Linked DNA regions of Homo sapiens: region 1 is linked to region 2. A link is a loop called in an ENCODE intact Hi-C map of the cell type or tissue named here. Cell type or tissue: Caco-2. All regions are shown on one strand. Each heading gives the region's core, and the rest is flanking DNA. Links, peaks and the distances in the headings are about the cores only.

Region 1 (7,887 bases), core at 2,399-6,398, 240 kb before region 2:
CATGTGCACAACGTGCAGGTTTGTTACATATGTATACATGTGCCATGTTGGTTTGCTGCACCCATTAACTCGTCATTTACATTAGGTATTTCTCCTAATGCCATCCCTCCCCCATTCCCCCACCCCACAACAGGCCCTGGTGTGTAATGTACCCCACCCTGTGTCTAAGTGTTCTCACTGGTCAATTTCCACCTATGAGTGAGAACATGCGGTGTTTGGTTTTCTGTCCTTGTGACAGTTTGCTTAGAGTGATGATTTCCAGCTTCATCCATGTCGCTACAAAGGACATGAACTCATTGTTTTTTATGGCTGCATAGTATTCCGTGGTATATATGTGCCACATTTTCTTAATGCAGTCTATCATTGATGGACATTTGGGTTGATTCCAAGTCTTTGCTATTGTGAATAGTGCCGCAATAAACATACATGTGCATGTGTCTTTATAGGAGCATGATTTATAATCCTTTGGGTATATACCCAGTAATGGGATCACTGGGTCAAATGGTATTTCTAGTTCTAGATTCTTGAGGAATTGCCACACTGTCTTCCACAATGGTTGAACTAGTTTAAATTCCCACCAACAGTGTAAAAGCATTCCTATTTCTCCACATCCTCTCCAGCACCTGTTGTTTCCTGACTTTTTAATGATCGCCATTCTAACTGGTGTGAGATGGTATCTCATTGTGGTTTTGATTTGCATTTCTCTGATGGCCAGTGATGATGAGCATTTTTTCATGTGTCTGTTGGCTGCATAAATGTCTTCTTTTGAAAAGTGTCTGTTCATATCCTTTGCCCACTTTTTGATGGGTTTGTTTGATTTTTTCTTGCAAATTTGTTTAAGTTCTTCATAGATTCTGGATATTAGCCCTTTGTCAGATGGGTATATTGCAAAATTTTTCTCCCATTCTGTAGGTTGCCTGTTCACTCTGGTGGTAGTTTCTTTTGCTGTGCAGAAGCTCTTTAGTTTAATTAGATCCCATTTGTCTATTTTGGCTTTTGTTGCCATTGCTTTTGGTGTTTTAGTCATGAAGTCTTTGCCCATGCCTATGTCCTGAATGGTATTGCCTAGGTTTTCTTCTAGGGTTTTTATGGTTTTAGGTCTAACATTTAAGTCTTTAATCCGTCTTGAATTAATTTTTGTATAAGGTGTAAGGAAGGGATCCAGTTTCAGCTTTCTACATAGGGCTAGCCAGTTTTCCCAGAACCATTTATTAAATAAGGAATCCTTTCCCCATTTCTTGCTTTTGTCAGGTTTGTCAAAGATCAGATGGTTGTAGATGTGTGGTGTTATTTCTGAGGCCTCTGTTCTGTTCCATTGGTCTATATCTGTGTTTTGGTACCAGTACCGTGCTGTTTTGGTTACTGTATCTTTGTAGTATAGTTTGAAGTCAGGTAGCGTGATGACTCCAGCTTTGTTCTTTTGGCTTAGGAGTGTCTTGGCAATGCAGGCTCTTTTTTGGTTCCATATGAACTTTAAAGTAGTTTTTTCCAATTCTGTGAAGAAAGTCATTGGTAGCTTGATGGGGATGGCATTGAATCTATAAATTACCTTGGGCAGTATGGCCATTTTCACGATATTGATTCTTCCTACCCACAAGCATGGAATGTTCTTCTATTTGTTTGTGTCCTCTTTTATTTCATTGAACAGTGGTTTGTAGTTCTCCTTGAAGAGGTCCTTCACATCCCTTGTAAGTTGGATTCCTATGTATTTTACTCTCTTTGTAGCAACTGTGAATGGGAGTTCACTCATGATTTGGCTCTCTGTTTGTCTGTTATTGGTGTATAAGAATGCTTGTGATTTTTGCACATTGATTTTGTATCCTGAGACTTTGCTGAAGTTGCTTATCAGCTTAAGGAGATTTTGGGCTGAGACAATAGGGTTTTCTAAATATACAGTCATGTCATCTGCAAACAGGGACAATTCGACTTCCTCTTTTCCTTATTGAATACCCTTTATTTCTTTCTTTTGCCTGATTTCCCTGGCCAGAACTTCCAATACTGTGTTGATAGGAGTGGTGAGAGAGGGCATCCCTGTCTTGTGCCAGTTTTCACAGGGAATGCTTCCAGTTTTTGCCCATTCAGTAAGATATTGGCTGTGGGTTTGTCATAAATAGCTCTTATTATTTTGAGATACGTTCCATCAATAGCTAGTTTATTGAGAGTTTTTCACATGAAAGCCTGTTGAATTTTGTCGAAGGCCTTTTCTGCATTTATTGAGATAATCATGTGGTTTTGTCTTTGGTTCTGTTTATGTGATGGATTACGTTTATTGATTTGCATATGTTGAACCAGCCTTGCATCCCAGGGGTGAAGCCAACTTGATCTTGGTGGATAAGCTTTTTGATGTGCTGCTGGATTCAGTTTGCCAGTATTTTATTGAGGATTTTTGCATCGATGTTCATCAGGGATATTGGTCTAAAATTCTCTTCTTGTTGCGTCTCTGCCAGGCTTTAGTATCAGGATGATGCTGGCCTCATAAAATGAGTTAGGGGGGATTCCCTCTTTTTCTATTGATTGGAATAGTTTCAGAAGGAATGTTCCATTAATTCTGTTCCATTAATTCTACTAAACCATATATTCCATCATTGGTCAAGGTCACCAGTGACTTCTGTTTTCAGATTCACTAGGATAGTTTGGTCTTCCTTCCCTGAAAGTACCACCATCCTTTCCTGATTAGTCTTTCCCTGATTCTTCCCTATTTTGTCTTCTAACTGCACTGGCTATCAGCCTCAGGGCGTTTTGCAGACTCTACTCTTCAGCCCTTCCTTTAACTGCTGAGGGTCTGCAGGATAAAGTTTATGTCCTCATCACATTCTCCCCTCTATTTATGTGACTACATCCATTCCCGTACCCCGATAATCAGACATAAAATAAAGAACCCCAAATTAACACCTTCCCCCATGGCATTCTAGACACATAATTCCCACCTGCCAATAAGACGTGTACTTACATATCTCCCATGCACCTTAGGAAGGATATCTAATATTTTTTCCTTCCAAGCACCATTTATACCTAAAGCTTCTGATGTGAGAACATCACTTTTCTTTACTTCTCTTTGTAGCATTTAACATAATTGAAATAATATAAATATTTGTCCTGTTTTTACGTCTCTTTCCCTCTTAGACTGAGAGAAACTGTGTTTGCTTTATTCACCTGTATTTCTTTAAGAAAACCCCACAGTTTGCCATTTACTCAATTTATACATATAATAGGAATGAAATGAATGAGTTAATACATTTTACCATATTTTCAATTTGGTTTACAAAAAGAGAAAGTAGACATTGTTTTTAGAATAGAAACATTTACAGAGTTTTCTTTGATATGAATTTAATAAAACAAAATGCAAACTTAATATGAAAAAGTGAATGTTTTATAAATTTTAATACGATGTGAAGATGAAAATATAAAATATATAAATATCATAAATACAAGGCATGAAAAAAAAGAAGGAAGATAAATAAACAGCATCAGGGCAGTTATCTCTGAGTTACGGATGCCCCAGGAGCTGAATGTTTTTGACATAAACTTGCTTTATGCTATTAATAAAGTATTTGCTAAAACTAATTCAATAATTTCTGATGAAACAGAAATGAGCTTTTTGAATATCCAAAGTCACATGTACAAGTGTGATATGGCAGATTAGTCAATGAGAATCATTTCATGATGAGCCCAGGTCTTCATCCTTACTTCTCAATCTTTCTTGCAAACTTGTGGATGAAAAGGATCTCATGATTTCCACTCTGACAACTTCCCAGGCACAATCTTTATTTCTTCTCTTTCAGGTAGAGATGGATTCCTGGAAATACCTCCTCAAGGCCAGTGTAGAGCCCTCAATCACCCACTGCCCCCAGCTTCTCCTTCTCCCATCTCCTGCACCAAGCAGGTCTCCAGGTGTTCCAGCTGCTGATGACGTAAAGTGTGGAGTTGGTCCAGGAAGGTCATGTTCCATGCAGCAGAGGAGCGCTTTGTGTGAGAAGTTGAAGACCTGCTGTAACACATCATAGAGGAAAGACATAGCCTGGGCCTTCTGCAACTGGCTGACTTCCACCTTCTCCTGGGGGAATCTGAAGTCACTTCTGTCCTTTAGACACAAGAAGGGAGAGATTCTCCTCATTTGGCCCAAAAGCACCAAGGTGTTCCTGCCTAGCAGGCCATGGTTCTGAGGCAGGTTATATCCTAGAGATCCAGAAGAGCCACAGCTGCACACCTCTAGGGCTGCCAGTAGAGGGAAGAGGAGGGCCATTGAGAAATCAGGATGCTTTTGGCCTGGTTGAGCTGAGGTCTTCATAGAACCTTGGATCCTAGGTTCTATGAAGACATTCTATCTATGCATGGCTTTAATGGAGCACAAATAGTTTTCATTTTTCTGAGCATTTCTCTAAATTTTTAATTCCATTTATTGTTTTCATTTACATGTCTTCTATATCAGCATCCACAACCTTTTGGCCACCAGTTTGGTGGAAGATAATTTTTCCACGAAAAATGGGGTCAGGGAGGGAATGCTTTCAGAGGCATTAGATTCTCATTAGGAGACCACAACCTAGATCCTTCGCATCTGCACTTCACAATAGGGTTCCTGCTCTTTTGAGAATCCAATGCCACTGCTGATCTGACAGGAGGCAGAGCTCAGGCGTTAATGCTTGTTGGTTGGCCTGCTTGCCTCCTGCTGTGCGGCCCTGTTCCTACCAGGCCAGGACCAGTACCCCGGTCCATGGATGGGGGTTGAAAAACCTTGTTCTATATGACCTAAAAGGAGGTCATCACTCTACACTCTTGATTTTTGCAATGGATGTTCAATATTCCCAGTAAACTTAAGATATATCAATCCAAATGAATATTGATCAATCAGATGAGAAACATCTTTGTGCTACTGTTAGAAGTATATACTTTTAGCCCAGATCCTAGCCTCCAGTTTTACCCTCCATTTTGCATAGGAAATCAGGATCCCTGGGCCCTATGGGTTTCTGTATTCAGTTAGGAAATTACCTATCTCTGGAAATTAAACTTTTTAGGACTATCTTTGTTTGATATTTGATTCACAGAAGACGTTGATGGTTATTAGTGAAAGAACTTCTCTGGTGCTTCCCTCCTTCTAGAATATATTCATTCAGGTTCATGTGGTTATGCTTCCCTGGGGGCTCAAGCTTAGATCAATGAACATTGCCTTTTTTGCATTATTTTCTTACTGGAGAAATATAGCACTCCTCAGGCTGCGCCAATACCCCTAAAAGAAATTCTGTTGGTTTGTTTTTTTTTCTTTTTTAAGATGCATATGGGTGTGGAAATTTTAATCTTAAAATAATGTTATTTCCTCAGCAGTGATGATTCACAAGGTATTTATCACATCAAGTCACTCCCTAAATGCAGGCTCACCACATCCTGATGACTTTAGAACTCCTTTTCCAGGGAGGTTCTTGCTTCTTTGTTGCCAAAACAATAAATCCTTTGTGACCTTTGTCCTTGCTCCTAGAATATTTGGGTGAAGGAGTATATGCTGTCAGTGGTGACCTCCTCTTCTTCTGACCCATGCCCTAGGTATCAAAGTCTCAACAGCCCTAGAACGCTGATAACAAAGGTTTGTTTTGTCTAAGTAGGTAAAGGAATTATCCAATTGTAATCATTTTATCTTCAGTAGTTAAATAATTTTTATTTCACCAAGTACAGCTTTTATTCTTTCTTTAACTCTTTTGCTATCTTTAATTCTTTTAAACTATTAACAGTTTTTATGCTTAAAATTTATGAGCTATGCACAGGAGAGTCAAAGATGCTGCTGCCTCTCTTTAGAGGCTCATATTACAGAAACTGGCGACCCTCAGTTGTTCACTAGTTCAGTGTGATCTGTTGAAGTTTCTTACATCTCTGTCTACATGAAACTTTGACGGTGCAGGGCAGTGAGCCCCATGCTATCACATTAAATAGTCATAGCCATCTTTCCTTTACTGATTTGTGATTCTTCATTTTAAATTTAAAGCTCAACAACAAATGAATTTTTAGAACACCTTTTTAACATAGTGGTTTACTGGGCAGTTTGTCTTGCTGCTACCACATTATATTCTAATTCATGATGAAGTAACACAAACAAAGGAAAGTAAAAGAAAGGCAAAAGAGCTACACTGCTTTTCTCTATAATTTCCAAAATTCGTGTTTTTCTTGTTTCTCATTTAAACTTTTGTAGAAAGTACTACTTGACAGTTGTTTGTAGGGAGAAAGAAAACAGAAGCAATTCTGATTGTCATGAAATTGAAATAAGGGGAGTGACTTTCCCCTTACTAACTGCAAAGTGTAAGTTAGCAAACTTCAATGCAGCAAAAATTGGGGACTAGAGAGTTTTCGAAGATCAGCTACTTGACTTTCTTTCACTTAATCCACATGTGATCAGCTCTGGAGAGAAGGCAGAAGTCACACCAACCAACTCCCAAAAGATTGACAACCAGGCTGCAGTTGCTAGAACACCAACAATGCTCTCTGGCAGGGTGTTAGACATTAAGCTTGTCTGAAGACTCTACCTAGTTAATAAATCCACCCAGGCAATGATAAGATAGGCTTGAGGAACCTGGAATTAATAGAAATAGAATTGGATGATCCCAAAAGTTTCTATTTTAATCTGGATGATGATAATAATAATACTAATATTAAAAATGATAACACCAACATTTATTGCATGCCTAATAGGAACCATCCACTGTTTTAAGATTTTCTTTTTTGAGACAGGGTCTTACTGTGTCACCTAGGCTGCAGTACAGTGGTGCGATCACGGTTCACTGCAATCTGACCTTCTGGGCTCAAGCAGTCCTTTTACCTCAGTCTCTTGAGTAACTGGGACCACAAGCATGCACGACCATGCTTGGCTAATTTTTCAAATTTTTTGTAGAGACAGGGTTTCAACATGTGCCCAGCCTGGTCTGGTGCTCCTGGGCTCAAGCGATCATCCTGCCTCAGTGTTCCAAAGTGCTGGGATTACAGGCATCAGCCACCATGCCAGGCTGTTTTAAGATATTTTTAAAATACTAACTCTGTCTTCTCAGTAACACTATTTGGATTACACCCTTTTATACAACTGTTTGGAGAGAAATATAAATCTGGAGGGATGAACTATTCTGACCACACCAATTGTGCAAGGTGAAAACTTTAGGGAGAATCAATATAATGGCTTTTCTGGAAGGGTCCTTTAAAGGAAGTGGGGGATAGATATGAACATAGAAAGTAAAGAAGAGGACATCAAATCAATGGAGCAGGGAGAGTGAGATGACTAGGATTCTGAGATGCATTTTGAATGTCAAATGGTTGCTGTCTATTGCTTTACAGAGCAACAGGGGGTGTAGTGTAAATGAATTGAACTGACTGCCTTAAGTTCAGTGGAAAAGTAGATGAAATACATTCCTTTTTTTTTTTTTTTTTTTTTTTTTTGAGAGAGAGTCTTGCTTTGTCACCCAAACTGGAGTGCAGTGGCGCAATTTCAGCTAACTGCAACCTCCACCTCCTGGGTTCAAGTGATTCTCGTGCCTTAGCCTCTGGAGTAGCTGGGACTATCAGTGCACACCACTATGCCCGGCTAACTTTTGTATTTCTAGTAAAGACAGGGCTTCACCATGTTGGCCAGGCTGGTCTTGAACCCCTGGCCCTAAATGATCCGCCTGCCTCAGCCTCCCAAAGTGCCAGGATTACAGGTGTGAGCCTCTGCACCCAGCCAATGAAATATCTTTTAAGTAGTAAAATGAAGTAGATTTGTCTGCCAATTAAAAAAATAAATCATAACATTTAATTAGTGATTTCTTCAAAAATATACTAAAACAACTCTATTAACCTATCAACTGCAAACTCCTAGAAGCCAATTTATTTTTTACTCTTGAGTTTTCTTGTGTATTTAAGAATAAAGAGAAAACAACT
Region 2 (7,123 bases), core at 11-4,010:
GGAGTGTAAAGAAGCATCGTGTTTACCTGTGCAGGCACTAGTCCTTTACAGATGACCATGCTGATGTCTCTATTCATCTATTTATTTAAATATTTATTTATTTAACTATTTTTAAGGTTTAAATCATGTTTTATGTAATATCATGTGTACCTTTACATTTTGCTTAATGTAACAATATATGTTCTTCATATTTAGTTAATATATTAACTTCCTTTTCATTAAATTTTTACTATACAAAATTTCTTGTGTTTGTTTATTTTTTAAGATTAAATACCAAGCCTGACTGTATAACCTGACTTAAAAATAGATGATTTAAGTAAGTTACCTATCATAATTTTATTCAAGTTATAGAAAAATATATTTTTCTATACCACGTTATATGTTGCCTTCAGGATATAAACTTGAACATAAAAAATACAGTTCTTGTTGTCTTGTATCTTTGATTTTTGTCAGGAAATGTTTCTAAAAACAATAATAATGCTGAATTAATATCAGTTATACTAACTGCTGTAATGTGAGGAAGTAAAAAAAAACAATGAATTCCTCTTAGCAGAACATAGATTAAGAAATGTCTGCAAGTAAAAGTAGAGATACTCTCTATAAACTGACTTTCAACATGTAATTGAAAATGTACATTGCAAGTCAGATATATGAGTTTGCAGTTTCCAAGGAATACGATATCTGGAAGTTCATAACTGGCAATGGAAAGGCCTAAAATGAAGGCTGTCATGTGGGGAGCAAGCGGAGAGGGAAAAAAAGACTTAAACTGGATTCTGAGGAACTTCCACTATTAAAGTGGGGGAACAGAAGACACACAAAGAAAACAGAGGTGGAATACCTTATCATTAGAAGGACGAGAGGGAATGATGATAAAATGTATTTAGAAGGAATGATGATAAATGGTGCTGGAAAAACTGGATAGCCATAGGCAGAAAATTGAAACTGGACCACTTCCTTACACCTTATACAAAAATTAACTCAAGATGGATTAAAGACTTAAATGTAAAACCCAAAACCATAAAAACCCTAGAAAAAATGTAGGACACAGGATGGGCAAAGATTTTATGAAGAAATCGACAAAAGCAACTGCAACAAAAGCTAAAACTGACAAATGGCATCTAATTAGAGAACGTATGCACGCAAAAGAAACTATCCATCATCAGAGTGAACAGGCAACCCACAGAATGGGAGAAAATCTTTGCAGCCTACCCAACTGACACAGGTCTAATATCCAGAATGTACAAAAAAGAGCTTAAATTTACAAAAACAAAGAGCCCCATCAAAAAGTGGGTGAAGGATATGAACAGACTCTTCTTAAAAGTAGACATTTATGAGGCCAATAATCATTTAAAAACTCAACATCGCTGATCATTAGAGAAATGCGAATCAAAACCACAATGAAATACCATCTCATGCCACTCAGAATGGCAATTATTGAAGAGTCAAAATCAACAGATGCTGGTGAAGCTGTAGAAAAATAGGAAATCTTTTACACTGTTGGAGGGAATGTAAATTACTTCAACCATTGTGGAAGACAGTGTGGCGATTCATCAAGGATCTAGAACCAGAAATACCATTTGACCCAGCAATCCCATTACTGACTATATACCCAAAGGAATATAAATCGTTCTGTTATAAAATACATGAACGTGTATGTGTATTGCAGCACTGTTTATAATGGCAAAGACACGAAACCAACCCAAATGCCCATCAATAATACACTGGATTAAAACAAATTGTGATTAAAACCTAGGTGACGAGTTGATAGGTGAGGCAAACCACCATGGCACATGTATACCTATGTAACAAATCTGCACGTTCTGCACACCTATCCCGGAACTTACAGCAAAATTTAAAAAGAAAGTTGGTCAAAATCAGCTGAAAATACAACATGAACCAAGGAAATTCAGAGAGCAGGAGATGGTTGCGTATAAATGAGGAAAAAAGGAGATTAATAATTATTAAGGAAATCCTAACACAAAATTTACACATCCGGTAAAAATAATAACTTATTTTACATTGAAATTCCATTCTGCTTGTATATACTGTTTTTAGGCAGCCTAAAACAACAGAATTCTGTCATGAATTCTAGAGAGGCTGAAAAATTCTCACCTCATTTCAAAGTCCCATTTATATTCAGTCAGGAATGGTGGCTTGTATAAATACCTGTCAGAGGAGCAGCATCTAGAGTGAAGGGCAGAATACACGTGTCGATGGTTAACTGATTCTGGCACCTGGAACATTTGTTTCCTGGCTCTCAGAATCCCAGAGTACACTCCCATATGAAGTTACTCTCCTAAACTTAAGTAAAATATATATCTTTGCTGGTTCTGAGAGCTGACACACTTTCCCTTTTCCTCCCTGCTTTTCTGTGTCCCGTTTTTCACTCCCATATCACATTAGTTTCCTTCCTCTTCCTCTAGAAATGCGCACTGTGCTCTCTTCTTCACTCATCATTAGCCTGCACTGCCTCTTCATACAGCTGTTTTCAGTTCTCTTGTGGGTTTTACCCATCACTTTCCCCTTAAGAGCACAAAATCACAAATTAAAGCAGAAGTTCAGTGAAAGTTCTAGGTTTTTCAGAAGCTCTTTTATAAAATACTCTTTTTCCTTTCTTATGATGACTATTTCTGTAAAAGACAGAATGTCGCTGTTACAATGACATAACAGTAGCTTAGCAAAAAAGGAAATAAAAGGCAGGTTCCATTTTACTTTGAGACTCTTACAACATTTACAGGGAAAGAGAGCCCCCAAAGTGCACCAAGACAGCAGCCAAGTCTGTGGAGAGCAGGCTGTTAATGCAGAAGTAGGCCTCCTGGCAGGAGATTTAATTTCACAGCTAAAAAGAGGCTCTTCCCAAGAAAGAATGGACCCTGGTAGTGGAATTAGCCCATTTCCTCAACTTCTGTATCGTGGAGAGAGAAAATACTCCCAGCTTCAGGCATGACATGTCATCTTGGGGCAATGGACAGCTATGGGGAAAGACAAAGGGTCAGGATGTGTCCCTTTCCTCCAGCCTGCCCAGCCTCCCCGGGGCCTCCTAACTTATCCCTTCCTCTATGGATTGTGCTACACTAGGAATTAGAACAGCCTGCCAATCTGGGTGTAGAACTTCAAGGGAATTTGACTTTTGGTCTCTCTATCAAGGTTGTGGTAGTTTTCATAGATGATATCCTGAAATATATTTTCCAAGTTGTTTGCTTTCTCCCTGTCTTTTTAAAGGATGCAAGTGATTCTTAGATTTGGCCTCTTTATACAATCCCCTATTTCTTGGAGGTTTTGTTCATTGCTCTTCATTCTTTTTTCTTTATTTTTGTCTGGTTGTCTTATTTCAGAGAGCCAGTCTTCAAGTCCTGAGATTCTGTCCTCAGCTTGGTCTATTCTGCTGTTAATACTTGTGATTGCATTGTGAAATTCTTGTAGTGTGTACATCTACTAGGTCCGTTAGGTTCTTTTTCATACTGGCTATTTTGTCTGTCAACTCCGCTCTCATTTGATTGTGATTCTTAGTTTCCTTGGTTTAGGTTTTATCATTTTCCTGAATCTCAATGAAATTCCTTTCTATCCTATTCTGAATTATATTTCTGTCATTTTAGCTAACTCATTATGGTTAAGAACCCTTGTTGGAGAACTAGTGAGATTATTTGGAGGACATCAGATACTCGGTCCATTTGAGATACTGTAGTTCTTCCATTGGTTCTTTCTCATCTCTACATATGGGAGTGTAGCTTGAGTTCAATCAATAAATAGACTTCGGTTCTGGATGTGTTCACAGGGCTGCAGCTTTGTGCAGGGTCTTTATTTGAAGTTGACTTGTCTTTGGTTAATGAGGGTGTGTTAGTGAGATTTTTTAGTGTTGAAGGTTTGGGCATGACCTAGTAGGTGAGTCTTAGGTATAGTGGTCAGTTGTCAGGCTCTTGCTCAGTCATGTGGCTCCCCCGTATTTCCTCACGTTTGCAGCCGTGCTCCTCAATGCTATGAAAGTGTGGGCTCCTCTCCCACTGGAGTGCTGACTGTAGCTTGTATCTTGGCACTCCCAGGCTGTACATAACAGCTCTGAGGTGATCTCAGGGTTAATGTTTTCTCCCCGACTTGGAGGCATTAAAGGAAGAGAACTTAGTAGTACTTGTAACTGAGGGTCTTTTGCTTGTCTCCTGGGGGCTCCACCAAAGAGATGCAGGTGAGCAATCACTCAGTGCATTCAGCTTCGGATGGGGGTGTCTGTGCTGTGGGCCCAAGACAGGGGTTCCCTGCCTGGTGATGTGAGGGGTGGGTGGTTGACCAATGGGAGACAGACTGGCCTCCTCTCTTGGGTTGACAGCAGCTTGTTGGAGGTATGCATAAGGCACTTGGGGTCTTGCTCCTTCATTAGTTCCAAGGTAGCTGGGGTAGTACCACTGCAGAGGCAATGTTAAGACAGGCTTTCTGTTACCCCTGGGGTCTCCACCTCCAAGAAATGTGAAGCCATGTTAATGGGAGTGTTTAGCCAGAGGAGTGGGGTGGCTGCACTGCTGGTGTAAGTATGGGACTTCACTTCTTGGGAAACAGGAGGTGGAAATCTTACCAGCAGGAGACTGTTCTCCTCACCATGTGGTAACTGCAGTGTGCTGGAAGTTCAGGTGACTGTGGCATGATGTAAGCTTTTAAACAAAGAGCTTCGGACTCTTTGTCTCCTCCCCAGACCCAAGGCAGCAGGGATAAAACTGCTGCTGTGGCAGTGGCAGAGGTAGGCTGGCTCTGGGAGCCTCTCCCCAGGGAAACTCTAGTCAACTACCAGTGGATATGCTCAGCCATGGGTAGGGTGACTGTTTTGCAGTCATGCGCTGGGGGTCCTGACTCCTGAAGAATAGGGATGGGGATTCTCAGGGAAGAGGGGCTGGACTCCTCTTTGTATAGTGGCTATGATGTGCTGGAGGTGAGAGTGTAGTGAATAGGCCCTTTGTTCCTTCCCCAGCCGGAGGGATGCTGGGGCTGTCCCACTGCAACGGTCATGATGGATGGATTGTGGGCTGACTGTGGGATTTCTTTCTTGGAGAAATGCTGGACTGCCTGATTGAGGAGATGAGGCAGGGGAAGGGTGCCTATGCTGGAGTCTCTGGTCAGGTGGCTCTGCCCACAGAGGAGAGGTGACAACCAGGAACTGCGTGGAGAACAGTGTGGCCACTCTTCTGTGAGGCAGTTGCTCTGTTTTGGGGATCTGGAGCAGCCGCTATTCCTTACAGACTTCCCAGAGCCTGGAGACAGCAAGGGCAAGAGCTGTGAGAAAGCAAAGATGGCAACCCACCATTTTCACTGGGAGCTCTGTTCCAGGGAATTGCAGAGCTGCTGTTGGCTCAATAGCCCCAGGTGGTAGCTGCAGACCCAGGCCTGGCAGACCCTCCCAGTGAGGAGAGAGGGGATCAGGGACCCACATAACACACAGTCTGGCCACTTTTCCATAGGGCTGCTGCAATATGCTGGGGGTCCAATCCAGACCATAGTCACCTCACATTTTTCAGTACCTGAAGATATCAACAGTGAAGGCTATGAAACAGTGAAGATGGGGACCTGCCCCTCCCCCTGGGAGCTCTGTTCCAGAGAGGTACAACCTGTTGCCTCCTGCAACATACATGCAGGAGGTGGCTGGAGACCCCGGTGGCGATATCCCACCCACTGAGGAGAAGCAGCATCAGGGAATCAGGTGAAGAAACAGTCTGGCCACCTTTTGGTAGAGCAGCTGTGCTGTGCTGGGGGTCTGCTACCACCCCCAGCACAAAAGAGTGGCATTTGCAAGAATGGCTAAGGCTGCTAAACAGCAACAATGGCAACCCACCCTTCCCTTTGGAAGCGCCATCCCAGGGATATTCGAAACTGCTGTCTGCAGAAAACAGCGGTGGAGGTGACTGGAGACCCCAGTGGGGAGATTCCACCCAGTGAAAAGAAGCAGGATTTGGGATCGACATGAATAAGCAATCTGACTGCTTCTCCGTAGAGCTGCTGGGCTGGGCTGGGTGGCTGCTCCAGTCCCTAGCTGCCTTGAACTCACTAGAACCCAAAGGCTCCAATAGCTAAGACTGTGAAATAGCAAAGATGGCAGCCCACCCACTGCCGCTGGGAGCTCCATGTCAGGGAGGTATGAGGCTGCTACCAGTGTCTGGCTGGATTCCCAAGCCAGTGGGTCTTACCCTGAGACAGGCAATGGAAGGTGGGCCTGCCACTTGTCACTGCCCAGCGCCCTGGATGAAACCCCTTTCCTACGGGTATGTACAGGCGTGTAGCGTCCTGCTTGGTTGGAGTTATAGCTTCTTTTGTGGGGAGGCCTGGGTATCTAAGGCTCCAGGGTACCCATGCATGCGAGAGCGGCTGCTCTGCTGGAACCCTACGTAGCCCTGGATGTCAGACTAAACGCCCTGGTAGAGTGGGTTCACTAGGAGATCTCCTGACCTGAGGATTGCAAAGATCTGTGGGAGAAGCGTGGGTCCCCAGGGCTGCTCACTTACTCACCACTTCCCTGGGCAGGAGAGGCTCCCCTGGCTCTGTGTCACTCCTGGGGGGGCAGTTGTCCTGCCTTACTTTGCTCTATTCTCCATGGGTCAAGTTGTTTTCTTGAGTCTCAATGTGTGTACGTGGTTGTTTCAGTTGAAGGTGCTGTATTTACTTGCCCCTTCCATTTCTCTCCATGAGAGTGGCACACACTAGCAGGTTCCAGTCGGCCATCTTGGCCAATCCTGAAAACTATTTGTTTCCAGCTATAAGCCATGCATATAAAAAGAATGCCTTGAGAGAACCTGGAGTGCGGGGTTCATCCCGACCCCAGCTCAGCTAGGCCAGCAGCACCCTCGTTTCCCAATGGTCCTACTGCTTGTTCTACTGGTGGCCCTGCTGCTTTGCCACTGTGGCCCTGTTGGATCTCTGGGCTTTGACCTGCCTCAGAACCGTGGCCTACTTAGCAGGAACACCTTGGCACTTCTGGGCCAAATGTGCAGAATCTCCACTTTCTTGTGTCTCAAGGACAGAAGAGACTTCAGGTTCCCCCTGGAGATGTGGATGGCAGCCAGTTGCAGAAGGCCCAGGCCCTGTCTGTCCTCCATGAGATGCTTCAGCAGATCTTCAGCCTCTTCCCCACAGAGCGCTCCTCTGCTGC

The links. Peaks named below come from ENCODE experiments on the same cell type or tissue, not always from the same donor. Only the 100,000 strongest peaks of a DNase experiment are listed, where the experiment ranks them.
Region 1: it touches region 2 in a loop (2.6-fold over the local background); 2 of 110 quality-filtered maps call a loop at or near these places.

What each region holds. Positions count from the first base shown.
Region 1 is chr9:21,451,840-21,459,726 of GRCh38, reverse strand. MIR31HG (MIR31 host gene) reads left to right here. Exons shown (of 3, transcript NR_152879.1): 3 at 3,783-5,459. It also overlaps the pseudogene IFNWP19. Among named protein-coding and RNA genes, the nearest start is that of IFNA1, 15 kb to the right of the region's middle. In Caco-2, for the core only: a CTCF peak has its summit at 4,206 (motif pointing right); no DNase peak of the experiment used is centred there.
Region 2 is chr9:21,209,485-21,216,607 of GRCh38, reverse strand. It overlaps IFNA16 (interferon alpha 16), which reads left to right. Exons shown (of 1, transcript NM_002173.3): 1 at 1-235. It also overlaps the pseudogene IFNWP18. Among named protein-coding and RNA genes, the nearest start is that of IFNA16, 4.3 kb to the left of the region's middle. In Caco-2, for the core only: no CTCF peak of the experiment used is centred there; no DNase peak of the experiment used is centred there.